Regions from separate parts of the Homo sapiens genome. Here region 1 is linked to region 2. Evidence: read pairs that join two places in POLR2A ChIA-PET (ENCODE). Cell type or tissue: PC-9. All regions are shown on one strand. Each heading gives the region's core, and the rest is flanking DNA. Links, peaks and the distances in the headings are about the cores only. Region 1 overlaps ANKUB1 (ankyrin repeat and ubiquitin domain containing 1). Region 2 holds the start of TM4SF18-AS1 (TM4SF18 antisense RNA 1).

The links. Peaks named below come from ENCODE experiments on the same cell type or tissue, not always from the same donor. Only the 100,000 strongest peaks of a DNase experiment are listed, where the experiment ranks them.
Region 1: POLR2A ChIA-PET joins it to region 2 with 14 read pairs; 2 of 35 experiments call an interaction of 5 or more read pairs at or near these places.

The regions. Positions count from the first base shown.
Region 1 is chr3:149,764,332-149,779,628 of GRCh38, forward strand. It overlaps ANKUB1 (ankyrin repeat and ubiquitin domain containing 1), which reads right to left. Exons shown (of 6, transcript NM_001144960.3): 4 at 6,229-6,343; 5 at 2,826-3,764. It also overlaps the pseudogene RNU6-507P. Among named protein-coding and RNA genes, the nearest start is that of COMMD2, 19 kb to the left of the region's middle. In PC-9, for the core only: CTCF peaks have their summits at 7,549 (motif pointing left) and 7,777; no DNase peak of the experiment used is centred there.
Region 2 is chr3:149,276,915-149,292,211 of GRCh38, forward strand. It overlaps TM4SF18-AS1 (TM4SF18 antisense RNA 1), which reads left to right and starts at 7,865. Exons shown (of 2, transcript NR_186251.1): 1 at 7,865-8,268. In PC-9, for the core only: no CTCF peak of the experiment used is centred there; no DNase peak of the experiment used is centred there; H3K27ac peaks cover 984 bases.

The DNA.
Region 1 (15,297 bases), core at 3,979-11,978, 490 kb after region 2:
CCACCAACAAAGGAAGGTGGAACAGATCCTGGGAAAGATTCAGTGGAAAGGGGGCAGAAATGGATGGGAAGTGGAGGGTGTGAATACAGGAAAGAGAAAAATATTGAGAAAAGAGAAATGGAAAGAGGATTTGCTAGGAGTAACACTGCCAGAGTAAATGTGCGGTCAGACTGACCACCACTCCCCCTATGGGTCTCCCTTCTGCATTAATCCCTTCCTTCCTTTCCCTTCCTTCCTTCCCTCCCTCCCTCCCTCCCTCCCTTCCTTCCTCCCTCCCTCCCTCCTCTCCTCCCTTCCTCCCTTCCTCTCTCTTTCTTTCTTTCCTTCCTTCTTTCTTTCTTTTTCTTTCCTTCCTTCCTTCTTTCTTCCTCTCTTTCTCTCTTTCCTTCCTTCCTTATTTTCTTTCCTTCTTTCCTCTCTCTCTTTCCTTCACAGAATAACACTTTAACAAAATGTTTTCTCTAGAAATTTCTTTCTTGACCTTGAAATTGCCACTCATTAATAATTCCAATCCTTATGAAATGTAGCTACAAAAAAAAAAGCACACTGGTAGTCTCTTTTAAAAAGTGTTTTGAAATGTTTACTAAAGCTAAACATAAATTTATCCTATGACCCGGCAATTCTATTCCTTGGTATAGAGTCAAGAGAAGTGAACGCAGATGTCCACCAAAACTCATATGCAAGAACAATCATGCATTTTTATTCAAAGTAGCCCCTAAATTAGAAACAATTTAAATGTCCATCAGTAGGAAAATAGATAAATAAATTAGGATATGGAATACTGCATACAAATGGAATGCTACATAGAAATAAGAACAATCAATACATGCAAAAACACTGATGAATCTTATAGGCAATGTGTTGAACAAAAAAAGCAAAATATCAAAGGTATATGCCATATGTGCCCTTTATATGAAGTTCAAGAACAGGCTAAAGTAATCTTCGGTGATAGAGATGAGAATAATAGTTACATCCGGGAAGGATCATGACTGGCAAGGGGCATGAAGGAAATTTTGGGGGGTGCTGGAAATAGTTTGCATCTGATCTGAGTAGTGCTTGTATGAAAACATAAAAATTCAACAAGCCATATATGTGAGATTAGTGGTCCTTATGGATTTTACTATATATTTCATAACTCATTTCCTCCCCAAGAAAGCACTGTATACAACAACAGACACTGTCAGCTTTTCTTATCTAAAACCACACACACACACATGCACACACACACACACACACACCTTAAAAACAGATGCTTTTTCATGCACATTTCCATTCTGCTGGGCACAGCACTGGGCTATAGTAAACACTTACTGAATGTTTGAAAAATAAACTCATTTTTAGCATGTATCTGTTGATAAAACAAATCAATATTTCCTTTCTTGTTTACAGCCTTATTTTAAGAGGGACTATGTAGTTTTTTCAATTAATAATTTTCCTAGTATATTTCTAGAATTTTTGGTGATCTCTTTTTATACATTCTAGTCAGAGATATCTCACAAATTACAAAGATTGAGACTATTAAGCTATTAAGTGTCTTCCTCTATTGTCAACCTCACTCTGTTGGATATTGAATTTTGAGTTTTACAGCCCAAATTACTCTCACCACAAGGTGGCAACAACCTAACTGAAATAAAGTTGAGCTGAGCTAAAGACCAGTACAGAAAAGCAAGTAGAACAATCTAGCCTTGTTTTTTCTTTACTTCTCATTATATTGAGTAAAGGGAAAAGTCGCTTGTAAATCTATATTTCTAACTGTAAAATTTGCATCAAATAATACCTCATAAGTAATGGATGGGATCTGAGCTCTAATCAGAGAGTTGTGTACCTTAAACATCTAATTCCGATACACTTTCTTATCTCTTTAGATGTGCTAAGGATTACCTTTTAACTCACTGTAAATATTAATGTCAATTCTAGCACCCTGTCCAATACAGATCTCACCCCATATGTGTATCTTGCCTAGTCAGTCAATTCAAGTCTTTAATCATTCAATTTGTCATTAATGTGTTCCTTTCTTTCTTCCCATTTTCATTACCATTTAGTTTTCTATGACACTTTTTATGTCTCCCTCCCATATTTCAGTTTTCTCTCTTTCCCCTCTAATTACAATTAATGTTTTATTAGCTTTAGAAGAAGAAGAGGAAGACAAAGAAGTGGAAGAGGAGGAAAAAGAAGAAGCATTAGCAGGCTAGGCACAGTGGTTCATGCCTGTAATCCCAGCACTTTGGGAGGCCAAGGTGGGAGGATCGCTTGAGCCCAGGAGTTTGAGACCAACCTGGGCAACATGGTGAGTCCTCATCTCTACAGAAAAAAAAAATCAATCAGATATAGTGGCATGTGCCTGTAGTCCCAGCTACTTGGAAGGCTGAGATGGGAGAATTGCTTGAGCCTAGGAATTCAAGAATGCAATGAGCTGTGATAGCACCACTGCACTCCAGCCTGAGCAACAGAACGAGACCCTGTCTCAAACAAAAAGAAAAAAGAAAAGCAGCAGCAGCAGCAGCAGCAGCAGCAGCAGCAGCAGCAGCAGCAGCAGCAGCAGCAGCAGCAAGGGACCTTGAGAATTGATACAATTCTTTCTACTGTGTTTCTTTCCCTCCTGAAAGTTTGAGGAGTAAAGTACTGCACAGATTGGATTGGCCAATAATATTAATTCATTTTGTCCTAGTGATGAGGCTAAGATGAGGTCCTTGAAGCTGGGTATTGATGCACTGGAACAACTTGTATTACTTTCAGTGGCATAGTAGGGCATTATGGACCATTCCTTATCCTGGACCTGCCTTATAAAAGCTTTGCTGTTTGTATGTTTAAGGGGAGAACATTACCTTGCCACAGCTAAGCAGTAGATTGCGTTCTCCCATGGAGTCTTCCCACTGTGCTCTAAGAAAGATGAGAAGGAGGACTTCAGTAAAAAGTCAGCACTGGGTGTTGCATAGAAAAACGATGGATGTGAATATCCCACTCTTGAAACTGGAGGGAGGGGGACTTGGGGAAGATATGTGTTTTTTATGAGCTTTTCTTTTTTCCTAGCTGTGGCAGTAATTTTTTTCTGATTTTGTTGTTGATGTTTTTGTAATTCAGAGAATGAACTTGCATTCACCAGTGGATGAAATTTGAGGGCTTGTTTTCTTGTGTCCGGCTGTGAAATTGCCAAAGGATTGACAGGTTTGCTGCTTGCAGTTTGTTTGCTGAGAGATGGTAGCTTGAGCACGATGCTTTGTGAGTCGCTGTTCCCAGCCTTATGCCAGCTCTTGGAGGTCATTTTTGGTTTGGTGAAACCATCCACCATCACAGTGTCTCCAACTTTTGCCCCAAAGACCCTTGCTCCACAAAACTGGCTTTTATGAAGACTGTGACTCTGAGCTCTGAGGATCCATTGTTTTATTTTAATATAAATCCTCATTGGGACTGAAATTTTTGGAAAAGAAACTGTGGACCACATTTTACTGAGCAAATATAATACACAGTCTTTATGCTTGTGTTTGAACACAATGGTCAGGGGAGTTTGTCCTGCTGCATTTTTGCATTCCAGGCACAGCACACTGTAGTTGACAAAGGCCTTCAGAATCAACAGTTGGCCTGCTTCTGCGGCTGCATGAATGGGGCATTTAGAGACATCTGCATGAAGGGCTTCATGGCACCATGCTCGATAGGGGTGAACACCGACTGCCTCGTGGGGCCGCGCACCCTGCTTCAGGGCCCATTCAGTGAGTTCAATGTACCCACAAAAAGCAGCAATGTACAGGGCTACCCTTTTCTGATACCTAAATGAGTGAAACAAGTGGGGAGGGGGTGTTTAGAAAATCAGCAAACAGACAAATGTAGTTACACTAAATGCTCATGAAATATTCTAGTTGAATGTTTATTTCTTCTTAACTTTTACCTTAAAATATTTTTAGAAAAGGCATATAGTGACATACAGGTTAAACTGCACAAGTCCTGCTTATACACATTATCCTACTATGCACGTGTAAATAGTTTCCTTGAAGTGGTCATCTTTCTTATAAAAATTAAATCCTCGAAAAATATCATGCATGGGGAAATACAAGGAGCTTTTAAGTCTGATCATGTACATTCTCTGAGCTATTAGATTTTATTTAAAGATGAAGTCAAGTATAGATGGTCAAGCACATGAACACTAGAGTTAAATTGTTACAATTCAATACCCAGTTCTGCCCTTGCTATTTGTGTGACATGGGGCAGGTTTTCTTCCTCCATCCCCCCTCCCCAGACAGAGTCTTGCTCTGTTGCTCAGGCTGGAGTGCAGTGATGCAATCTTGGCTCACTGCAACCTCCACCTCCCGAGTTGAAGCAATTATCCTGCCTCAGCCTCCTCAGTAGTTGGGATTACAGGTGCGAGCCACCACACCTGGCTAATTTTTGTATTTTTTGTAGAAACAGGAATTTCGCTACGTTGGCCACGCTGGTGTCGAACTCCTGACCTCAAGTGATCTGCCCACCTTGGCCTCCCAAAGTAATGGGATTACAGGTGTGAACCACTGTGCCCAGCCAACATGGGGCAGGTTTTCTGATCTTAGTTTCCTCATGTGTAAAATAAGATTAAAAAGTGTCCGCCTCATCAAATTGTTACAAGCATAAAATGAGGTAATAAATATAACACAGTGTCTGCCGTAAAGTATTAAATAAATATACACTATTAAAAGTAACAAAGCAACACAGCTATTTCTTTGGATGCAGAACATGGAAAAAGAAATATCACTACCCCACAATAGAAATTAGTATAAAATATTAGAATATTTTATAAAATTGTAAAATCTGCTCTTCTAATCCATCACTTCACAGAGCCTCAGACCTCCTGGTGTGTTGGCTTCTGCAAAACATGATTAAATCACCCATGAGGGGGCACTTTTCTAAAGTACTATTAAACCTACAGATTAGTGCAATTTATGTATTTGAGAAGCTGATGGCTGTATTAACACATTAAAATGACCGCCTGCCTCTCTGAACCAACCCTCCTCCTGCCCCAGCTATACCCGTTACACTTTATGTATAGCAAAAGTGTGAATGCTGGTAATAAATGCAGTTTGAAAAATTACATGTGAGCTTAGGAAGACGTGGCCAATGTTTTCAGCCAATTAACAAGTGTTTTCTTAAAGAATAACTGAATGTGAAATTGGCAAGATACAGACGTCCTTTGACTTATTATAGAGTTACGTCTTGATAAAAACCATCATACGCTGAAAGTATCATAAGTCTAAAATGCATTTAATACACCTAATCTACTGAACATCAAATCTTAGTCTAGCCTACCTTAATTAGCATACAGTTGGGCAAAATCATCTAACACAAAGCCTATATTATAATGTACTGTTGAATATATCCTATAATTTATTGAATGCTGTACTGAAAATGAAAAAGAATTGTTTTATGGGCACTGGAAGTTTGGTTTCTACTGAATTAATATCACTTTTACACCATTGTAAGTTGAAAAATCTAAGTTGAACCATCATAAGTTGTGGACTGTCTGTATTTATTCTGATAGTCTTTAAAAATGTTGCTGAAAGTCTCATATCTAAACCAAATCGAAGTCACCCATTTAATCACCATTTAATGACCTTTGAACAACATGAGTTTGAACTGTCAGGGTTCAGTTTGGGGATTTTCTTCCACCTCTGCCACACCTGAGACAGCAAGACAAACCCCTTCTCCTCTTTCTCCCCCTCAGCCTTATTCAACCTGAAGATTGAAGACCTTTATAATGATCCACATCCACTTAATGACTAGGAAATATATTTTCTTTTCCTTATGATTTTCTTAATATTTTCTTTTCTGTAGCTTACTTTATTGTAAGAATATGGTATATAATACATATACACAACGTGTTAATTGACTGTGTTATCAGTAAGGCTTCTGGTCAATGGTAGGCTATTAGTAGCTAAGTTTTGGGGAAGTCAAAAGTTATATGGGAATTTTCAACTGTATGGGGAGTTGGCATCCCTAACCCCTGCATTGTTCAAAGGTTAATTGTAGTTAGTATTTCCTGAGGAAAGTCTACCTGAATCGCAAGACTATCAGTCCTGATGGCATCCCTGCTGTTTTGTTCCAACAAATATGTCAATAATAATATTTGGTTGAGACATACTAAGTGGAACTGGCATAGAGCAGCACCCCAGCTGTAGAGTGAGTGAATTGCAGGCTCAAGGTATGATGGAAGTTTAGTAAAAATCACAGCACTTGCTAAGTTAATTTAAAATTAATTTCTCATACTTGAGTACTGGTCCTTCTTTTGATAAGTAGCGTTGGACTTTAAGTTTTTGTCCAAGGAGACAACCCATCAGAAATTCCTTCCATCCATCCCAGACATCCAAGCGAAGTGTTGTGCCTGTGGATCAAGAGAGGTGGTTTATGGTTCCAGTCCAGCAGTGTGGTTTGACAATCCATAAAACTTCTAATGGTAGCTTTCCCCAAACAGAGGCTTAGCTAGATGCAAAATGAAAAATAACCTTGGAACAAGGAGACAGGGATGGTATTTTTAGCATAGGCCATTATTGGCTTGGAAAAGCTGTTTGGCATCTGTGTATTACCATTTTCTCATCTGCTCAATGATGGCGTATAGCACTGAAGTATTTTTTTGCAGCTATCTTAAAACAGTCTTGTGGAGATTGACTCAATGCTGCTGTATATATTACCATGTAAACTGAAGCCATTATATTGGAAGAGGAAACTAAGGAACCTGTGGCAGGACAAACAGTCTTCTGGGGCCTTTAGCTTATGAGTGGGCTGTGAGGGAGTGGAAAGATGCTCACCAGCTAATTTGCTTGTTCTATCCTTTATGAAACAGGAGCTGTTCTCCGTTACAAACATTAAAGTAATTCACTGCTGCTGGAGAACTTATCACTTGCTTCTCCAAAGTCTACCCTTTCTGTGATACCACATTCCTTTTATCCTTCAGGCTGGTGTTTCCCAGGGATCTTTCCTCAGCCTTCCGTTCTTCTCAATTTACGCAAGTTCCCTGGGGATTAAACCCAGCCTTCTCCCTATGTGAACCAACCTAGCTCACTTACCTCTCTTCACTCTGCTTCATTCATTTATTATGGCCACCTTGACCTTTCACCTGTCCTCACACCAAGTCTACTCCCATCTCAGGACCTAATGACTTACAATTTTTTGATTGAAAGGATCTTCATCAGATTTTCACAGGACTGTGTCCTTTTTATTCAGTTTTCACTTCAACCATAGCTAAAGCAATCTCTGCCATCACTACCTCCTCACCTTCATTACTTTGTATCCCATGACTTTATTTTAACTTGTTTATTGCCCCTGTCATCAGTATTTGAAATCATTTTATTTGCTTGAAGATTTTTTTTTCATGCTCCCATTAAGAAGAAAATTCCTTCACGACTTGCCGTATAGCCTGACACTTGGTAGGTGCTCACTAAATACTTGATAGCTGATTAATTGTCAATCTTAGTGGCGATGATAGCTTCATTGACCACCCAGGTGTCACTCATTCCCAAGTCCCAATCTCCAGCCCAGCCTCTGCTCCAGCTCCAGACTCCCCCTGCTGGCGATATTACCAAAGAAGGGATTGCACTACAACCCCATCATTCTAAAAGACCACTCATTATCTTTCACCCAACCTGCTTTTTCTCCTGCATTTTTTTTTCTCAGTGAGTGGTACATCTATTTTGCTACCTAAGCCATATATTAGAGAGTTTTCCTCCATCCTTCCTTTTTTTTTTTTTTTTTTTAGACGGAGTCTTTCTCTGTCACCCAGGCTGGGGTGCAGTGGCACAATCTTGGCTCACTGCAACCTCTGCCTCCCAGGCTCAAGTGATTCTCCTGCCTCACCCTCTCAAGTAGCTGGATTACAGGCCACCATGCTCAGCTAAATTTTTTTGTATGTTTAGTAGAGAAGGGGTTTCACCATGTTGGTCAGGCTAATCTCGAACTCCTAACTTCAAACGATCCATCCGCCTTGGCCTCCCACAGTGCTGGAATTACAGGTGTGAGCCATTGCGCCCGGCATCCTTCTCATTTTTTCATGTCCTACATCTAAACGGTTGCTTAGGCCTGACAGGTTTACCTGATCAATATTGAAGAACTCTGTTTCCTTGCCTCCATCTCAACCAGTCCTGCCCTATTTCAGGCCTAGGTAATCTTTCACCTAAATCTACTTTGAGAAGCTCCCAGCAGCCTTCCCTTCTTTATTCAGGTCTCTGCTCAATGTTGTCTTCTTTTCTGACCAGCTATCTAAATAGCCTCCCATCAGTTTACTGCATCATTCTTTATTCCATTATCCTGCCTTCTTTTACTTCGTAGCTCTTAACCTCTGCTTAAAATGAGATATTTTTCTGTTTGCTTGATGGTGTTTGCCTCCTCCACTGAGATCCAAGCTTCAGGAGGGTGGGGACACTGCCACTGTGCCTGCTTTCCACAGTGGTCCCTGGCTTATGGTGGACACTCAGTAAGTATTTGTTGAATGAAGTTCTGCTGGACTCCCAAACTTCTTCTGGCCATGCTCTGCCCTCCTAACCGAGCAGGTTGGCCTGCACTTCCCTGTGCACACCAGGCTGTTTCTGGCCTTGGTGGTGTCTAAACTGTGCTTATCTTTGTTGGCTGAGATTTCAGAACACCAGTAATCTTAGAATCACAGAAAGGTGAAGATAGATCTTAAAAGACCAGCCCACTCAGCAGCCCCCTTTTATAGACTAGGAAGCTGAGGTTCAGAGACACATGAATTGCCTGAGGCTTCTCAGCCAGCTGGGAATTTCCAGAATTCCCTGGAATGTGTCTTTAGGATTCTTTCTAATTCCTAGAGAGTCTCCCCCTTTCAGTTGCCTTTCTCTTTCTTTCCTTTCTGCTTCCCCTCTCTTTTCCTTCTTGCCTCCTCTGTACACGAACACGACAAAGGATATCTCCCTGCCAGTCCCTCCCTTATTGGACATTCTATGTTATAACCTGTAATCTTGAAATGGGGCTCTTCCTCTGTTACTCCTTACTCTGGTTTGGATTTCTTGACCTTGGACTTGCTATTCTTTGTGAGTTGATTCCTATTTGCATACTTGTTTACTCACAGGCCTGACCTGCGTTACTACCCTCATCCCCCTCACCTGCCTCGATCCTCATAACTCGGGCCTCAGCTAGAAGAGTTTACTCTCCTTGCTGGAGAATTCTGGAATTATTCTGTAGACATAAAGTAGTGGTCCTGCAGCTATTCTGTAGAAATACCTTGATAAACATTTTCCAAAATACGGACCATACTTGCTACACTAGGTTAATTTTCTCTAAAGCTTCATGCTGCACTTAAACTTTCTCATAAAATGTTTAATTCTCATGCACTGGAAACAAAGGACTTTAAACACTGCTCCAAGTGCATTTATTTTATCTCCTGCTGAAATGATCTATGTTTTTAGTTTATTGTGAAAATCACTCCCAAATGAGCAGTAGAAAGCTTTAGCCTGGCCCCATACCGCAGCCTCCTTAGTCCTCCACAGCCGAGGCTACACAGTCTCCATTTGAAGGACCAGCCAGCCCCAGGTCCAGAGAACAACCTTAATTCCCGTAGGAGGGAATTTATTAAGATTTAGGCCAGGGTCCCAGTGCAGTGGCTCACACCTGTATTCCCAGCACTTTGGGTGGGAGGATTGCTTGAGGCCAGGAGTTTACCAGCCTGAGCAACACAGCGAGACCCCATCTCTACAAAAACTGAAAAAGATGTAGGTCAGTAACTCAGAGGGTTGGTAGGAAGTCAGTGTTCCTGTTCATCCTGGTCAGATATTCTAGTCACTTCTGTTCCTCCTGAGCAAGTCCCCACTTTGTGCCCTATATTGTGAATCCCAATATTCTACCCCACTTTTTGGGTTTAAGACTAAGATTTCATTTCTGAATTTCCTACTCTAAATCCTAATCTCTGGGGTTAGATTTCTGTCACGTTGTCAGAGCCTCGATGTCAACATCAGCTTATCTAGTTTCCTGCCTCTTTTGTCATTCATTCATTCATTCATTCACTACCTTGGTGCTGTGGTTCACTCACAAGGTCCCTGATGGATCTCCCTGAGGATCACCCTCTGCCTTCCTCGGCCTTACCGACTGACAGCTGCAGACTGACCTGCCTATTCCAGGCCTTCCACCAGAAGGACTTATATGAGGCTAACCTTCCCCTGCTGGATGTCTATAGATGGGATTTTCCTGGCCTACCTGTTCTCCAGATGATTGCCTATCCTCAGAGTCTCAGCTCTCTCTAGCCCTCCTGCCTACTGCTGAATGAGACCTGATTCTGAAAACTACAGAGAGGACCGTACGATTTAAATCTCCTTAACATTGGTGGGGCACCTCCATCAGGCCCTGTATTTTATTTCATTTTAATTCCCTGTCTAGTAGCAAATATTACGGGTGTTATAACCATCAGTTCAGTTCCTTGCAATGAAACAGTCCTGATAATGCTCAGCTTTTGAATATCCAGAGAATTTCTAAGCAAGTCAGCCAGCACTGTTTATTAGATTTTCCTTTCACCCCTGTTGCTTTGTAATGCCCTCTTTGTCAGATGTTAAATTCCTTCATAAGCCTAGGAATTCTGTTGGGAAATAGAAATTTACTTGAAAAACGCTATATTGCTCCAGAAAATACAACTAAAACCTATTACTGAAGAGAGAGGAAAACTAATAAGCTTTAGGGCCCCTCACTACCTTCTATAGAGCCTGCTAATTTTCTTGTCTTAGTTTTGGATTTTTAAAAAGAGGGCCCACAAAATTGTATTAACTTTACAAAACCTGGATCTGTCCATTCTGTGCTTGCAAACGTATCTACTATGCCTAGGCCACACAGGACAGCAGATGGGAGCAACAGTGCCTATTTAGGCAATCATCTTCAACCTTGCCACATGTGGCCCCTGACTCCCAAGTTTCTGGATTCCTCGTTCATACCCCGGGAGTCAACACATGCCTATCTGATTTGGACTTTTTCTTCCTGAATATGGAAATTGTTTCTCTGGTTTGAGCTTCCTGTGATGGAAGAAACAAAATAAAACATTGATTAGAACTTAAAGGCCATCAATAAAAGCATACTGGTTTGGCAGTATAAATTGTTGGAAAGAACCCAGTCCTGGGTGTATGATTATCATTTATTAGCAGTGTAATCTTGATCAGATCACTTAACTTCTCTGAACTTCAGTTTTCTCATCAATAAAAGGAATTAAAATAGCACCATAGGTCTCCATGAGCCTAAAGGTTAGTAAAAGGACCCTGGAGCCAGCTCAGATTTCAGGATCTGAGCTGACACAACCCTGCTCCTGGAATGGTTTCTCAGGTGCAATGTGCCCAGGCAGCCATGAATATATCCTATGAGGTGTTTATAGTGAAGAGTACCAATTGGTATCATCTGTAAAGAAAGGCATTAATTCATTCACTCATTTGTTTAGGTACTCCTTGTTTCAGAAAGGATGAATGCCAGTTTATGAATATATGTGAAATAAAAACAGAATAACAAGCAGATAAGCATGTGGATCAGAAAGAGGAAAGCAAAAGCCAGGGCAGTGATTTCAGAGCTAGAAGCAGGTCTAAAATGAGCATCTGGTACCATACAGGTTGACGTAAGACTAGGTGTGTGTGTGCGTGTGTGTGTGTGTGCATGTATATGTATGTATTGGACCTGTGTGATATGTCACTAAGCCTCAAGTCACAAAATCACACATATTAAGATATACTTATCATGATAGATTTATGATAAGTTAGTCATTAGATATTCTACCACCAGAATTCCCTTATCCCTTCATTACTCATCTTCTTCTTAATCCCTAAAATCTTTCTTTCTCCATCTCCTTTATTAAAGCTGCTCTCTCTAAGCCCACCAAAGACCTTTAAAGCAAATCCAAAGCTTTTTTATCTCAGAATTGTCTTTGGACTTTTACCAGCATCTTGAAAACAGTCTCATCATCTGTTACAATACAAAGTTCCAGTTCTCCTCCTGACTCTGACAGCTTTCCATGTCTCATTTTTTGACTCTTCCGTGTGCTTGCCTTGACCTCAGCATGTCCTGAGTGCCAGCCATTGGCCCTTAAGACATTCCTCTCTATATTTACTCTCTGAGGAATGTACCCCTCATAGGGCTTGGTCTCCACCTACATGGGCAGGATCAGTATCTGCTAACCCAAACCATCACTCAAGCACTAGCACCATGTTTGCAGTAAAGGGAAATTAGAAGACTTCAGTTGTACTTACAGCTTTGCCACTAACTGACCAGCTGAGTAACTTTTTTAAAAAAAAGTACTCTCTGAGTTTCCTCATATCTAAAGCTTAAAACCCAGAAAATAGCTCCTTTCCTCAATTTCCCCACCACTGTCCTAGTGTGAGAGCTTTGATTCTTTCCTCTACTTAAATGTGATCTAGGGCCAGGTGCAGTAGCTCACTCCTGTAATCCCAGCACTTTGGGAGGCCAAGGTGGGTGGATCACTTGAGGTCAGGAGTTTGAGACCAGCCTGGCCAACATGGTGAAACCCTGTCTCTATAAAAAATACACACACACACACACACACAAATTAGCCAGGCATGGTGGGATGCACCTGTAGTCCCAGCTACTCAGGAGGCTGAGGTGAGAGAATCACTCAAATCCAGGAGGCAGCGGTTGCAGTAAGCTGAGGTTGTGCCACTGCATTCCAGCCTGGGTGATGGAGTGAGACCCTGTCTCAAAAAAAAAAAAGTGATCTAGCATGATGTTCTGTCCTGTTCTGCCTTCTGTGTTTCACAGATTTGTCTCTTCCACTGCTAATGGACCTAATTAATACTGGGATTATCAAACATGCCAGTTAGTGTATCACCCTGCCTGCAGGCTTTCCTCACTCCTTTCTATATTTCATATTGCTTGCTACCAGATTAAACCTCTCCTAAAACACTCCTGTTCTAGGCCGGGTGTGGTGGCTCACGCCTGTAATCCCAGCACTTTGGGAGGCCAAGGCGGGCAGATCAGAAGATCAGGAGATGGAGACCATCCTGGCCAACAGGGTGAAACCCCGTCTCTACTAAAATACAAAACATTAGCTGGGAGTGGTGGCGCGTGCCTGTAGTCCCAGCTACTCAGGAGGCTGAGGCAGGGGAATCGCTTGAACCTGGGAGGCGGAGGTCGCAGTAAGCTGAGGTCGTGCCACTGCACTCTAACCTGGCAACAGGCAAGACTGTGACTCAAAAACAAACAACAACAACAACAACAACAACAAAAAAACACTCCTGTTCCAGAAGGTGCATGGCTCTAGCTGCAGCCACAGCAAGGCTGAGCTCTGTTCCCTCACCTTAAGACCCTCCTCCTTCTGCCCTTGGCTGTGTTTCCCAGTGCTCTCAGCAAGGTTCCTCCGCTCTGCAGAACAGTCTCCTGCTTTCTGTCCCTCCCTGGAATGTCTTCCCTTCCTCCTCTCAGATGATCCATGGTTCCCACATCTGTGTGTGCTCCAGCCCCACTTTCTCCAGAATGCCTTCCCTACATGCCTTCAGCCTGCATTGAGCTGATTTACTGGATTTTAACTGAGTGTGTATACATGTCTCATTTCTATCACTTTACTGTAAACACCCAGAGTGCAGAGGCAGCTTTGCAAATGTTTGTATGAGCTAGTATGTACAGTGATTAATTGAGCTACTTAAATCTTTGATTTTCAACCTGGACATGACTGCTTCTCCAAACTCTTCTGATTTTCCACTGCCTGTGGAAAAGGGGCCAAGGTTCAACTCCTGATAGCAGCAGGGATGATTCATTGGCTAGAAAGAGAGGTCCTGTAAGAGAAGCTGATCAAGGACTCTTTTTACCTTCTAGTTTTAAAAAAGGTGAGCTGGCTGCTTGAGGAATACTAGTTATGCTTTAGGTAAAGGTATGAAGCATATGAAGCAGGCCAAATGGCCCTTCCTCCCTTCCCTTTGAGGTTCTTCTTTCCTTGCCTCTCCTCTGATGCTCTGTGTCCTCATGGTGGCCAAAACAGCCTACTCAGGTCATGCTTAGACCCTTAACCTTATATCTGAACACCCTCATTTCCTAAAGTTCCTACTCCCAGAGGGTCATTTTAAGGAGTAGGTATGTTGTCCTTGACACATGCTGAGCAAGTCATTTAATCATTAAGATGATTTGCTTTTTTTCAAGTCTGTAAAAGTTGGGGTTGGGTCAATTCAAATTATCTTCCAGCTTAAAACGTCACATTATAATCTGAACAGTATAAGCCTGAAGAATAGTCAACCAGAGTTTTTCCTAGTTTTGTTTCATCCTTTGGTACTTCATTAAATAACTAAATTATCAGTTAGTTGGGGACAAATGCCACTGTGTGCCCTTCCTTATGTGAGCCCCCATCATGTTCTAGGCAGGGTTCAGCCTCCAGCAAGCGTGCAGAGCAGGTATGTGCACTATAGCAAAGTACTCTGAGGAGAAATTGTAGAACTTCACTTCCCCTGATCAAAAACAAGGAAAAAAATTATGTCAAAGTTTTGAGAGCCTTAATTTAAAATAATAGGAAAGAATAATGCTAAGCAAATACTACAGTCAGGAGAAGTATCAATAAATGCAAATTTAGCAGTTATATAAAGCAAAACTACTTAACTAAGGATACCTACAAAGCCCTATGTATATGTTGGGAGAACTCAAATTTCATTGCAATGTTACAACACAATGTTACCTAAGGTTGTGCTGATTGTCAGCAAGGATTCATTTACTTCAAGTAATTTCTATAAGGTTCTAACCATTTTTAAAAAGTGTGAAATGTTTCATGAACTTGTGTGTCATCGTCAGGTAGGGGCCATGTTAATCATCTCTGTATCGTCAAATCATTTTTTAGTATGCTTAAAACAAATCTGACAGCCTTTTTTGTTTGTCTTATTGATGTTTGGCTACTGCAGACGTGACCTGGAAGTACAGATTTTTTTTTTTTTTTTTCGAGACAGGGTCTTGCTGTCACCCAGGCTGGAGTGCAGTGGTGTGATCATAGCTCACTGTAGCCTTAACCTCTTGGCCCAAGTGATCCTCCTACCTCAGCCTCCCAAGCAGCTGGGCACCACCACATCCTGCTATTGTTTTTGTTTTTTGTTTTTTGTACAGATGAGCATCTCACTATGTTGCCTAGGCTGGTCTTGAACTACTGAGCTCAAGTGATCCCCCCTCTCTTGGCCTCCAAAAGTGCTAGCATTAGAGGTATGAATCACTAGTCACTATGCCCAGCCAAGGTATAGTATTTAGAGAGAGGTTGTAATTTCTATAACAGATAAACACTATTCCACTAATGCAGATTTTCAGCCAGTATAGCATTGGCGTCACATTGTTAAAAAGATTATTTTAATATAATCAGCAACATTTTAAGATGAAATTGCCCAA
Region 2 (15,297 bases), core at 2,758-10,757:
ATATTCTTCTGTCTAGTCTCCAGCCTCCACTTTCTTACTATTTAGTCCATTCTACGTACCATTCCCGGAAAATTCTTGAAATGCTACCTTTATCAAGTTTTTCTACTAGATGATAATTTAAAATTTCTTGTCATTTAAGACTTTCATTAAGTTATTCTCAAATTTCTTAGCATTTAAGACTATCCATGTAATCTAGGCCCCAATCTGGTATCTCTGATATTCCAGATTTGTCCCCAAAATTCACTTATAGGATCCCTTCCCTTTGGGGAGTTTTCTTACTAGGAACACAGTGTGAGGTGGGAGAGAATGCAGAAAACCTGGAATCAGACAGCCTGTGTTTGACTCTTAGCACTGTCAGTTATCAGCAATGTGTAATTATGTAACTTCATTTCTTCATTTATAAAATGATAATATTACCTACCAGTTAGGAAGTTGTGTAAATTCAATGACAGCCATCTTACAGAGGAGCTTGCGGACACACAAGGAAGCTGATGCATAGTCAACATTTAACAAGTGTTATTTACAGTACTTCCTGTTCCTTCGTTGTTATAATGTGCTTTCTGAATTTATCTCATCTTATTTGTGCCCATTTCCCAGTCTGATTTTGCCTCCCTCAGCCTCTCTTTTTCTCGGCTAATCCAAATTTTTCCCATTCTTCAAGGCTCAACTGAAACTTCACCTTCTCAGTGAAGACTTCCCTGACCATTTCAGCTTAGAAACATGCCCCTCTCTGAATTTACCAGCTGTGACACAGACTGTCAACAAACCACATCCTGCTTCAGACTGTTGCTTAAATTTCCATGTGGTATTTACTTTACTCCAGTAGGTTATAACTCCTACAGATTAGGATAGGAAGATTAGATAGGAAGCATTTATTCTTTCTGTTTCCTGGAGATACCAAGAAATGTTAGATTTAAATGTCAAATTTATTGAACAAATAGAGTGCCTTGGCTGAGAATACAATAAGTAAGGAAAGGAGAAGGAATGTTTATAAGCCATTGATCTGATCTGGGTATCATCATGTATTGTAATATCTATTACTATTAGGTATTGTTTGAGATTTTAGAATTGGAAAGCCACAGTGTGTTTCAAAAGTTAGACTCTAATTTAGGTTTAGAAACCCATGGTTAGAAATATTAAGACAACACAATCATATGATATATGAGTAAGACCTAGTATTTGATAACACAACAGGGTGACTATAGTCAATAATAACAAATATACATAAAATAACAAAGAATGTAATTGGATTGTTTGAAACTCAATGGATAAATGCTTGGAGGGGATGGATATCCCATTCTTCATGATATGCTTATTTCACATTGCGTGCCTGTATCAAAACATCTCATGTACCCCATAAATATAGACACCTACTATATACCCACCAAAATTTTTAAAAAATTAAAAGAACATGGTGTGTATAATTTTGTAGCTTGCTTTTATTCCTCAACTATATATCTTAGATGTCTTTTATGTCAGTACCTAGAAGTCTAGTTCTTTCATTTTAACCTCAGCATAGCTTTTCCTACCTATTTTGGATATTCTATTAATATACAAACATACTATAATTTCTTTTTTCTTTTTTTTCCTTTCTTATTTTTTTTGAGACAGAGTTTCACTCTGTCGCTCAGGCTGGAGTGCAGTGGCCCAATCTCAGCTCACTGCAACCTCTGCCTCCTGGGTTCAAGTGATTCTTGGGCCTCAGACTCTGAGTAGCTGGGATTACAGGTGTGTGCAACCACACCAGGCTAATTTTTGTGTTTTTAGTAGAGATGGGGTTTCACCATGTTGGCTAGGCTGGTCTCAAACTCCTGGCCTCAAGTGATCTGCCTACCTAGGCCTTCCAAAGTGGCAGGATTACTGGCATCAGCCACGACACCCAGCCTATTTTTCAAAACACACAAAATCAAAGTGTATTTTTCCCATGTGTACATATAGATATCAATACCTATTTAAGAAAATGCCACATACTCCAAATGTCAATACTCCAAAAAGTGTTGGAGTTTTGGATGAAGAGATCAAATATAAATGTAGCAAGTAATATATGTGGCATTTTGGTTTAAAAGACATACCAAATTCTTTGGGCTGAACCATCTATATGTTTCTAGCCTCACTTTAAGGTTACTTTAGCTCTTAAGGAGTAGATCACGTTCCATGACTTAGGATTGTTTACACAATCCTTGCCTGAGCCACCGAGTGCTTTGGCAGATTTAAAGTCACCAGCAGATCTTGGAAGGAATTCAGAAAAGCTGGGTCTCCTGGAGGGACCTTGGCAATGGGAGAAACCACCCACAGGAGAACCAAGAGAAGAGATTCACATCCCACACCTTTTGGGAAACAATTGAAAGGGCTGGCAAGAAGACCCCAGTCAAACACAATGTGTCACAAGAGAAAAGGATTATACATGGGCTCTCTGCCTCAAGGAAGAAACTCAACTGGATTCAAATAGTTGGAAGCTATAGGCCCATAAATTTAGCTCTGTATATGGAAGAACTTTAAAGCCTATCCTGTCACTGTGGCCTGGACCAGCAGCTGTAAAAGGACCCACCCACCAGGTGGGAATGGGATTCTTTAAATGAGCTTTCAAAGGTCCCTTCTTCCCAACATTCTATGACTTCTACCTCATTCTCATAGGAACATTAATTTTACCCTGGAATATGGATAGCAAAGGAGCGATTCAGCTGGCATTTTTTTTTCTACACAAGGTACCCCAAAAAGTGCAAAAAAATCTCCTATATTCAATTCAAGCAGATCTACCTCCAGTTCAACTCCACCATTTACTACCTGTGTCATGTGGGACGAGCTGCATAATCATTCTGACCCAGAGTCCTGTTATTTGTAATATAAGGGTAATAATAATTAAAGTTCATGGCTCCTGCGAGGACCTGGCCTCTACTTTGACACAGAGCAGGCACATGGAAAAAGTTAGCTCTCAGCCCACTGAGAGCTACAACGAAAATGGTAGAGCATGGTATTGGTAAATATTTGTTGTTTTGGTTCTTCTCAACAGGTGACTAGGAAAATTGGCTTCTATTTTTTTTTTCTTGTTGAAGGGTGAAGGGTCAAGCACTTTTTCCTAGGTCATGTTACATACTATTGTTTGTCAGGATGAAAATAATTGTTCCAGTCCTTTCTGTTCCTCCCTGAATAGCCCTCAGTAGATCAGCCTTTTGGTACAGCAGTGTTTAAAGTTGGTCACTATCATTTGATTATATTCTTGGTTACAGCTCAAGAACATAACTCACTTTATTTAAGTTTACTTAGCCAAACTTTGTTGAATTTAGCCTGAAGGTGTGAGGCTAAATACCTTGGAGGAAATTTAGATTCCTTCCTGGTTTTTCCATTCCAGAACTGTAAATAAGTTTAAGAAATAAATACAGCAAATAAAAATGTGCATAAGGGACTAGTGATAATAACATCTGTTTGTAAAAAACTCTGCTATATAGAAAATATTTTATAAATGAAAATTATTACCCTATGTAATTTTCCCAACAGTCTCTCCCTTACCCCTGCCCCTTCCTTACATCTGATTTGTAGATAAGAGACCAAAAACTCAAAAGGTCAAGTAACTTGCTGTAGAATGCACATTTCCAAATTGTAGTGCCAGTAGTCAGCTATAGATTACTGGATTCCAAATAAAATTTTCTGTTCTTTTCATACTACCTGTAATAGCAGTGGCTTTAATAGTTTAAGTGTGTAGACTTCTATATTACCTACAAATGCTCAGTTTTTCTCAGAGTATATGGCTCTAATTATATCTTCCAACAAAGCTGATAAATTAGATATAAATGATGTTGGGGCAAGATGGGGAGTTTAAAGACACCATGGAGGATGTCAGTCACTGTTAGATCCATTTCTATTCTTTGTATTACTTCTACCAATAACCACCATTTGTTGAAAGTCAGCTCTTCCTTAGCCCTTTTGTAAATATTAGCTCTAATTGTGCCACCAACTCTGAAAGGGAAGCTTATTAAGTTCTCTTTTATAGATAAGGAAACTGGAACTTGGAGATTTTAAACAACTAACCAAAACAACTAAATGTTATTGCCAGAATTTAAATCCAGGACTTAAAGCCTGGTGGATGCCCTACCATTAAACTCCTTGCCTTATAATCAAGGTTATTCTATGGGAAACTATATACTAGATTAGAAAAATTTGAATAAGTAGAGCAGCTAGCAGCTGGGGCAGAGAGAGTTCCACTTGGGCTGGAGCTCTGAGTCCTTCGCAGTTTAAGGCTATGCAAATTACAAGCTTTCGCAGTATGGGGTAGACTACATAAGACACTGGAGGCCTACAAAGCAAGGCACAGAAGGGAATAGTGGGAAGACACTGAACAGTAAGAAAGAGAAAAGCAGCCCCCCAACATCCAGGAGCTGTCCTGGTACTAGTGGCTAAGCTTTGCCCAACTAGGAGCTGGCCTGGCACTCACAGCTAGGCCCTGGTGTCCTCCTCCTTGGCATAAACAATCTCCCAGAACACCAACATCAGACAGCACCACTCTGTGACCCTAATGGAGCCAGAAGAAAAACAATACCACTCCAGAAAATGTCTGAATATTGTTGATGAAAAGAGTCAAACTCCGTAAAATATTTGAAGACATTTATTCTGAACCAAATATGAGTAACCATGGCCTGTGACACAACCCTTAGGAGGACCTGAGAACATGTGCCCAAGGTGGTTGGGGTGCAGCTTGGTTTTATACCATTTTACGGAGGCATGAGACATCAATCAAATACATTTAAGAAATACATTGGTTTGGTCAGAAAGGCGGGACAATGCCGAGTGGGGGCTTCCAGGCTATAAGTAAATTTAAACATTTTCTGGTTGACAATTGGTTGAATTTGTATAAAGACCTTGGATCAACAGAAAGGCAGGTCTGGGTTAAGATAAAGAATTGTGGAGACCCAAGTTATTTACAGAGGAAGCTTTTAGGTAGTAGGCTTCAGAAACAATAGGTTGTAAAAATGTTTCTTATCAGACTTAAAGTCTGTGTTGGTGTTAATGTTGAGAGGTGTAATGAGGCATGTCCAACCCCCGCTGCCCTTCAAGGCCTGAAACAGTCTCCAGGTAAAATTTTAAAAGAGCCTTGGCTGAGGAGGAAGTCCTTTCAGATGGTTGGGGGACCTTAGAATTTTATTTTTGGTTTACAGTATACATGAGAAACATGAACATTCTCCAAATCTCAAAAATAACCACACATTCCCTGACTATATTTTATGGCTCTAGCTTTGTTTTACTCTTTACCAATTATAGCTTTAGCTTTATTTCATTCTTCTTTTCTTATAGATTACATTTATTAAGATACCCAATCATAAATTTCCCCCACTTTCTCACTGCCTTTGATCCAGAGCAAAGCCCTGCTTCCTTAAACATCCCCCACAAATCACCTAACACAAACCCCAATCATACAATAAGTTCTTTTTAACACTGCTTTTTTTTTCTGAGATACCCCAAGGTTCTGTATCATGTATGTTCTCTCTCAATGCGTTAAGCAACAAACACAACTTGTTCATCTACAGATGTGTTCCTGTGGTTTAGTTGGAGTGCACTGATACTAAAGTCCATGATGTAGGTCAGGGAATCTGTTTCATGGCTTAAAATAGTGCCAACATGACAAAAACTCAGAAATGTGTGTCTCTGGCTTGAACCTCTCTGCCTAACAGTATATACAATAATCTATGCCACATTTCCACTTAGATGGTTAATATAGCAACTTCTTAAATGTTTATGCACAGAAAAATCATCTGGAGATTTTTTTAAAAGGAAAAATCTGTATTCTATAAGTCTGGGTGGGTCTGAAATTCTGCATTTCCTCACTGGCTCGCAGATGATGCCAGTGCTGCAGGTCCATGAACCACACTTTGAGAAGCAAGAGTCTAATGAACTCGTCAAATTCAACATGCCCAAATACCAACCCCTAAGACTTCCAGTTTCAGCTCCAGCATGTAAAGAGCATGGAAGTCATAATCCTTACAACAAGAGAAACTGGACAAAGAAAATCAACAGCTTTTCTTAAACCCATCAGATAATGGAGTTTGTAGGGCAAATCCCCATATCTGAAGAGACAGACAATCTAGAGTCACAGAAGAAATATGCTTACCTAGAGCAGAAGCCACTGGCACAATAAACTGGTAATTTTAACAATTGCTGGAGGCTGAGTTTGGACTGGATAAAAGTCAGCTTAATTAAAAGGCTAACATCCAAGATGTGTGTGTGTGTGTGTATGTGTGCATGTGTGCATGTTTGAAAGGCCTTCATGTTTTTGGTTTTGTTTGTTGGTTTGTTTTTCTCTCCTAAGACCTTGTCTTTTGGAGCAAAAGTTTATTTTTTTTCTTTTTTTTTCTCAGTTAACTGAATTCTGTTTTCACCTGATTTTTTTTTTTTTTTTTTTACTAAACTAGTTATTGCAACAGAATCTACTCTAGGGATTTTAAGGAAGAGTGTAGTTTAATTTTATGTTTAATTTGGCTCAAAGAAAAATAAAAGTGTCTCCTTCTAGCACTGCCAGATTTTTTTCTCTTTCTATTTTATAACGTAAATTTTGCTATTTGATTTTCACCTGAGTTGTTTCCTTTAATGTGAAAATTTTAGACTATTTAGCTGACAACTGCCTAGGGCTATGAAACAGGTTATCGAGAAACCGAAAGTCTAAGATAGGAAAAAAAAGGAGGGAGTCTTTGTAAATCTATAAAATGTACTGTAAACAACCAATGGGTTCACTTTGCCAAGACAGACTGATTTATCAAGATAGGAGAATTGCAATGGAGAAAGAGTAATTCACCCAGAGCCATTGTGCGGGAGACTGGAGTTTTATTATTACTCAAATCGATCTCCCTGAGCCTTTGGGGATCAGAGTTTTTAAATATAATTTGGCAGGTAGGGGCTTGGAAAGTAGGGAGTGTTGATTGGTCAAGTTGGAGATGGTGAGAGGTGACAGCGTGCTGGCAGTCCTCGCAGCCCTCACTCGCTCTTGGCGCCTCCTCTGCCTGGGTTCCCACTTTGGCAGCACTTGAGGAGCCATTCAGCCCGCCGCTGCACTGTGGTAGCCCCTTTCTGGGCTGGCCAAGGCCAGAGCCGGCTCCCTCAGCTTGCAGGGAGGTGTGGAGGGAGAGGCGCGGGTGGGAACCCTGGCTGTGCGTGGTGCTTGTGGGCCAGCACGAGTTTCCGGTGGGTGTGGGCTCGGTGGGCCCCACACTGGGAGCAGCCGGCAGGCCCCACCGGTCCCGGGCAGTGAGGGGTCTTAACACCTGGGCCAGCAGCTGCTGCGCTCAATTTCTCACCGGGCCTTAGCTGCCTTCCCTCGGGGCAGGGCTCTGGACCTGCAGCCCGCCATGCCTGAGCTCCCCCCACCCCCCTGCGCCCCGTGGGCTCCTGTGCGGCCCGAGCCTCCCGACGAGCGCCACCCCCTGCTCCACAGCACCCAGTCCCATCGACCACCCAAGGGCTGAGGAGTGTGGGCGCAGGGCACAGGACTGGCAGGCAGCTCCACCTGCGGCCCTGGTGCGGGATCCACCGGGTGAAGCCAGCTGGGCTCCTGAGTCTGGTGGGGACTTGGAGAACCTTTATGTCTAGCTAGGGGATTGTAAATACACCAATCAGCACTCTGTATCTAGCTCAAGGTTTGTAAACACACCAATCAGCACCCTGTGTCTAACTCAGGGTTTGTGAATGCACCAATCGACACTCTGTATCTAGCTACTCTGGTGGGGACTTGGAGAACCTTTATGTCTAGCTCAGGGATTGTAAACTCACCAATCAGCGCCCTGTCAAAACAGACCACTCGGCTCTCTGTAAAATGGACCAATCAGCAGGATGTGGGTGGGGCCAGATAAGAAAATAAAAGCAGGCTGCCTGAGCCAGCAGTGGCAACCTGCTTGGGTCCCTTTCCACACCGCGGAAGCTTTGTTCTTTTGCTCTTTGCAATAAATCTTGCTGCTGCTCACTCTTTGGGTCCACACTGCCTTTATGAGCTGTAACACCGCGAAGGTCCACAGCTTCACTCCTGAGCCAGCGAGACCACGAACCCCACCAGAAGGAAGAATCTGTGAACACATCCGAACATCAGAAGGAACAAACTCTAGACATGCCGCCTTTAAGAACTGCAACACTCACTGCGAGTGTCCGCGGCTTCATTCTTGAAGTCAGTGAGACGAAGAACCCACCAATTCCAGACACATTTTGGCGACCTAGATGGGACAATCGCCTATCACCGAGTGGTGAGACCATCGCCTATAGCTGAGCGGCGAGACAATCACCTATCGCCAAGCAGTGAGTACCATCGGACCCCTTTCGCTTGCTATTCTGTCCTGTCTTTGCTTAGAGTTCGGGGGCTAAATACTGGGCACCTGTCGGCCAGTTAAAAGTGACTAGCGCGGCTGCCGGACTAAAGACAAGGGTGTCAGGCTTTCTGGGAAAGGGCTTTCTAACAACTCCCGACTCTTCGGTGTTGAGACCATTGGTTTGCCTAGAACCAGCTTTTGCTTTTCCTGTACTTCTGGGCTGAGCCGAGGGTCAACAGAGAGGAAAGCCATGCACCTCCGGGGTCCCGACAACAAGTTGGTTGACCCTGCGACCATGAGCGGAACTCTCAAAGGCATGTCGCCCAAGCGAGACTCGCCCATCTATCCTATCTATCCTGAGCCTTGCCCCCTGGTTCCTAATGCCTGCCAGACAAACTTCCTCTCTCCTCTCTTCTCTGAGTTTAGTCCCGCTTCTAAAAATTGCTACCTGTCTCTGGTGCTTTTCTAGTTTCTCCTATAAGAATGATTTCTAGTATAGACTCCGGACACACTGCCTTTAAGAACTGTAACACTCACCACGAGGGTCCGCGGCTTCATTCTTGAAGTCAGTGAGACCAAGAACCCACCAATTCCGGACACAATGAAATCATAGTGGGTCAAAGTTAGGTTTTCTTAATGTCTTCTGTTACTGTGTGCGATGGCACAACTGGTTGGGCCAGATTACCGATCTGAGTGGTGTCCACTGATCCATCAAGTGCACTGATCTTAGGTTTTACAATAGTGATGTTATCCCCAGGAGCAATTTGGTGAGGTTTAGACTCTTGGAGAGGGAGGCTGCATTATCCCTAAACTGTTATTTCCAATCTCGTAGCTAATTGGTTAGTCCTAGAAAGGCAGACTGGACCCCAGGTAAGAAGTGGGGTCTTTTTGGGAAAGGGCTGTTACCAATTTTGTTTCAGAGTCAAACCTTGAGCTGAATTCCTTCCCAAAGTTAGCTCGGCCTACGCCCAGGAATGAACAAGGACAGCTTAGAGGTTATGAGCAAGATGGAGCCAGTTAGGGCAAATCTTTTTTCAGTGTCTTAGTTATAATTTTGCAATGGTGGTTTCACAACTTTAAATCATGACTATCATAGTTTTCATAAATAATCTAGGTAAACAATTAAAATAAAATAATTAGGTAAATGTAATGGGATAAATACTTGTAGACAAACTGGTCATAATTTAGAATATAAAGTTAAATTAAATAATAGATATTTTACTATTTGGGCATTTTCCAATAAATATATATTGTAGGAAAACATTCTTGCTAAAAAAAAGTGTGTCTTTAAAAAAAAGGTGAACAAGTTTCGTCTAATTCAAAGCTTAAAGGTTATGTGTAAAACAAGGTAAAAGGAACCAGGAAACAAAAAAAGATGCATAGAAAGTTATAAAAATAAAAGAGTTTTTTTAGGTAAAGAAGCTGAAAGAAAAGTAATTTTAGGTAAGAAAGAATCCTGCATGGTAAATATAGTCCTAAAATAAAATAACTGGTTGTTTAAAAAGAATGTTGAGAACAAATTAGAAAGTCTGACCATGTCATGAGCGGTCAGTATAAGTCACAATAAGAGGAGATATATATATATATATACACACACACATATATACATATCTTTTATATCATCAGGTTGTCATATTATTATTGTTTTGGTTTGCTTAGAAATATATATATATATATAAACCTTGGGCACCTGTCAGGACTTCCTGAGGCTGTGTCATGGGCGTGTCCTCAACGTTGGCAAAATAAACTTTCTGAATTAACTGAGACATGTCTTAAATTTTGGGAGTTCACAAGGGAAACAAGGGTAAGAATTAAACTTCACTAATATTTCTCACCCTCCAAAGCCACTTCAACCACTGCCTTTCTCATTTCGGTTAATAGCAACTCCAATCTTCCAGCAGTTTAGGCTGCAAAACCTTAGCTCCTCTCTGTCTTACACTTCACATCCAATCTGTCACCTATTCAAAGTATCCCCCAAATCGAGCAATTTCTCACCATCTCTTACTAATACACCTCAGGTCCAAACCACCAGTATACCTCCCTAGAGTACTCCAATAGTCTCCTAAGTAGCTTTCTTGCTTCTATCTCCCTTCAGTTTATTCTTAACAAAGCAGCCTGAGTGGCCCTTTAAAAATATAAATCCAATCAGGTAATTCCTCTGCTCATTGCCTTACAATGGGCCATATTTTGATATGGACAGGAGACAGGGAAATACTGGATAGAAGAGGGCAGTTCCCTGGCAAAGGCCCCACCCTCAAGCTTGGAGACCCATGGCCTTAAATGGGAACAGCCATTTCTGTTTTCGCACCCCAAAAGTTGCCTTTTATCCTGCCATGCTCCCCTATCCTGTACCCATATAAACCCCAAACCTCGGGCTCCAGAAGCAGATGAGCAGATGAGGAGACGCCTCTATTCCGTGTCGTTTAGAATGAGCAAACAGTTGTCTTCACCATCCCAGACAAGCAGATGAATGGTGAAACGATACAGCAGAGAAAGAGAGAAGAGGAACATTTGAACGCCGAGAGGAGTTCAGCCGAGGGTGGTCGGAGAGGTTTGGCCACCCAGCAGGAAGATTATCTTCCCGTGCCATCCCCGCTTCCAGCTCTGCATCCATCCTTCAGAGAACCACCTCCACCACTCAATAAAACCCTGCATTCAACCTTCAAGCCCATGTGTGGCCTGATTCTTCCAGGATGCTGGGCAAGAGCTTGGGATACAAAAAGTGGTCACATTGGCCCTCTGCCCTTGTGAAAAGGCAGAGTGTCCATTGAGCTGATTAAATTCAAGCCATCCATGGACAGCAGGGCTAAAAGGGCACACTGTAACACACCCCCACTTAGGCTCCTGCACCTGTCCATCTGCATGCTCCCCTCCCCTCAGGGGTTTGAGCGTGTAGCAACAGAACAGGCGAGCCACACCCTGTAAAGCCCTGGGGCAACTGAAGGTGTTTTTTTGCTGCAAGGCCCCAGGACTGAAGTCTGTTGGCTAAAACCCCCAGATTTTGCTTGATGTCTTCTCTTCTCTCACAGTTTGAAATGGCTCTCATCTCTTCCTTTATGATGTTACGGGTTTTGGTTCAGGCTGTGCAATATTAAATAGAATGAGCATTTGGCTCAGCCATCAAAAGTGCAATTCAGGCCGGGTGTGGTGGCTCACACCTGTAATCCCAGCACTTTGGGAGGCCGAGGCAGGCAGATCACGAGGTCAAGACATCGAGACCAGCCTGGCCACCATGGTGAAACCCTGTCTCTTCTAAAAGTACAAAAATTAGGTGGGTGTGGTGGCACGTACCTGTAGTCCCAGCTACTCAGGAGGCTGAGGCAGGAGAATCGCTTGAACCTGGGAGGTGGAGGTTGCAGTGAACCGAGATTTCACCACTGCACTCCAGCCTGGTGACACAGTGAAACTCCATCTCAAAAAAAAAAGAAAAAGGAAAAAAGAAAAAAAAAGTGCAATTCAGAACAATGTGATTTCTGTTTATTCTTAGAAGTATCATCACCACCCCCACCCCAACAGTCTCAGGTGCACATGGCACCTCCTTTTCTTACCCCCCAACTCCTAGCTCGGGCACCTGGGCATATCCACAGCATGCAAAAGCCACACCCAATGGCCACAAGGGGCAGGAGAAAACTGCAGCTGCCACCAGGACCCTGCGCAGCCGGCTGGCTGGTGCTTCCCGCCTGCAGCATCAGTGGAACTTTTCTTCTCCTGGCCAAGGAGTTCAGCTCAGTTCAAACTGGGGGAAGGACCCATTAGCAGTGAGCAAGGGCTTCTTCCCTCAGGACCTCCCCGTTTTGACCCTTTAACTGTTTTCTCTTTTCTCCTTTTCTAGATTAGAGGGTTCCTATCCCCCTGATAACTGCAAATTCATCAGGGCTCATTTGAGGTTTAATCTAAACAGATACATGCAACCCTCTAAAATACTTTTTAGTCTCAAACTTGACTCCAAGCTTGAGGCTGAGGCCATAGAAAGAAAAACCAAATCTGAGGGGTCCAAAGCCAGGCAACAGGCACAATGTAAATGGGCAGGACCAATTCCTGCTGACTAAACCCCCCACCTCATGGAAGGAGGCCATGCTCCATGGAATAAATGAAGCCCAGGGAACCCAAGGGTTGCTGGCAGTAGGAAAAATGGAGGCAAAGTTAAGGGCAAATAATTCCTATTCTCTAGGCCTTCCCTGCTTCATGGGTGCATGCCGGATCAGTAACCATGGGTGGCGACTGCCAAGGTTGCCGAGACTCAGGGACAAAAAGATGGAAGAAAAAGAAAGGACACTTGCTTCCTCTCTCCATCACACCCCAAGTTTTCGCTGCAGTAAGGAAGGGAAATGAGGGACACCTCTATTCCCTGTCTTTCATAATGGGCAACCAGTTCTCTTCACCACTGCCAGCCTATACTCCTCTGGGGTGTATCCTGAACCACTGGGACTGCTTTGACCCTCAGAATTCGGAGGAAAAATGCCTCATAGCCCTGTGCACAAAGGTTTGTCCAAATTATGAAGGACTATGATGGCCTCAGGAATGAACCATTCATTTTGATACCATCTGGCAGTTGGACCATTTCCGTAGACATGAGTACTGATGGTCTGAGACCTCATATATGCAGGCTTTCTACACCTTGCAAGGCAATCCAGACTTTTGCTGACAGTGTAAGATTGGTCCAGGCCTGCTGTTTGCCATCTCAGGAAAGGCTGCAAGGGGCAAGCCGAGAGAACTAAAGATACAAATCCTAGAGCAGGGGAGCCAGCTCCCTCCAGCCCTGCTCCTCTGGGTCCACCCAACCTCCCTATCCAGCTTCAGCTTCTCACTTGCTCCCTCCTAGAAATCCTCACCCTAGACAAGCCCCAGTCTCAATCTTGCCCCTCCAACAGATGCCTGTTGAATCTGACCTCAGTAAGGTTCAGGTCCCCTTCTCTCTACTGGACTTAAAGCAAATTAAGGGGGGATCTTGGCAAGTTTTCAGATAACCCTGGCAGATATATAGAGGCTTTCCAGAATTTCACCCAAGTATTTGAATTCTCCTGGAGAGACGTTACTTTACTTTTGAATCAGGCCCTAATGGACACTGAGAAGCAGGCCACTCTGCAAGCAGCAGAGAGATCTGGGGATGAGCTTTGTATCATATATAGTGTCAGAAAGGGGATGAACATTATCCAACTGGAAGAGAAGCAGTACCAATGGATGACACTGGATGGGATCCCAATGATGAAATGGGAGACTAGAAGAAGAGGCACTTTCAGGTGTGTATAATGGAGGGCTTGTAAGACTAGGAGCAAGCCTCTCAATTATACTAAGTAATCCATGATTGACCAGAGATTTGATGAAAATCCCACTGCCTTCCTGGAAAGGCTAAGAGAGGCCTTGGTAAAGCACACCTCTCTATCTCCTGATTCTGTTGAGGGACAACTAATCCTAAGGGATAAATTTATTATCCAGGCAGCTCCTGATATCAGGAAGAAGTTGCAGAAATGGGCCCTGGGACCAGATAGTACTTTGGAGACCCTTGGTAGATAGTACTTTAGTAGCCACCCTGGTCTCTTATGATAGAGATATGGAGGCCCAGGAGAGACAGAGGAATTACTGGAAAGATACAGAGGCTTCAATAGCCACCATGCAAGCCCACAAACCCCAGAATTCCCAGGGTGCACCTGTTAACTGCTACAGATGTGGCAAGCCAGGGCATTTCAAGAAGGATTACCCAGGCAGCACGAGGAAGCCACCTCAACCCTGTCCAATCTGCAATGGGGACCATTGGAGGGTGGACTGTCCCTGGGGATGCTGGTCACCAGGTTCAGAACCAATCTACATGATCCAGCAGCAGGACTGATGGGTCCTGGGTCTCCTTTCCCTGGCTCCAGTGGTCCAGACCATCATTACCATCCAGGAGCCCCAGGTAATTCTGGAAATTGAAGGGAGGAAATTTTTGGACACCAGGGCTGGTCTCTTGAGTTCTCCCCTCCAGTCCTGGGCCCTTCTGCTCTCTTAGCACAATCATGAAGTGTGTCTCAGGGAGGACTTTAACCCGATATTATCCCCAACCCCTTAGTTGTAGCTGGGGAGACATTTTGTTCACCCATGCTTTTCTAATTATGCCTGAAAGCCAAACTCCTCTGTTGGGCAGGGATATTCTGGCCTGTATAGGGACCACCATCCTGATGGCCCCTGGGCAAACTCGTTGTCTCCCCCTAGTGGAGACTGATATTAACTCAGAAGTTTGGGCAACTTGAAGGAAGATTGGCTGAGCCACACCTGACATATTGGTCTGGGTTCATCTTAAAGATCCCACCTCCTTTCCTAACCAGAAACAATATTCCCTGAAACCAGAAGTTAGGAAAGGACTAGAAGCCATCATTGATGACTTGAAGATGTAGAGCCTCCTCAAACCCTGCAACAGCTCTTGTAATACCCCAATATTGGGGGTACAAAAACCCAACAAGGATGAAGACTAGTTCAGGACCTCCACCTTGTTAATGAGGCTGTGGTTCCAATACATCCAGTGGTTACCAATCCATATACCCCACTAATTCAAATACCTGAGGGGACTAAATGGTTCACAGTTCTGGAACTAAAGGATACCTTCTTCTGCACACCTTTACACACTGACTCCTAGTGTTTGTTTGCATTTAAGGATCCCTCTAACCAAACCACCCAGAACACTGTTACCTCAGGGGTTCCGAGACAGCCCCACCTTGTTTGGCCAGGCATTATTGAGAGACCTCTCTGAATTCCTTTATCCTCAGGTTAAAGTTTTACAATACATGGATGACCTTCTCTGCGCTCCAACTGAGGAAATCTCTTAGGAGGGCAGTAAGGCCCTTCTTAACTTTCTGACTAACAGAGGATATAAGGTTTCAAAATCTAATGCTCAGGTATCTCAGACTTCAGTGAAATACCTAGGTCTGGCTTTGTCAGAGAGGGCCAGGGCATTGGACAAAGAGAGGATTAAGCCCATCTCCTCCTTTCCCTTCCCTAAAACCCTCAAGAAACTGAGGGAATTCTTACACATTACAGGATTCTG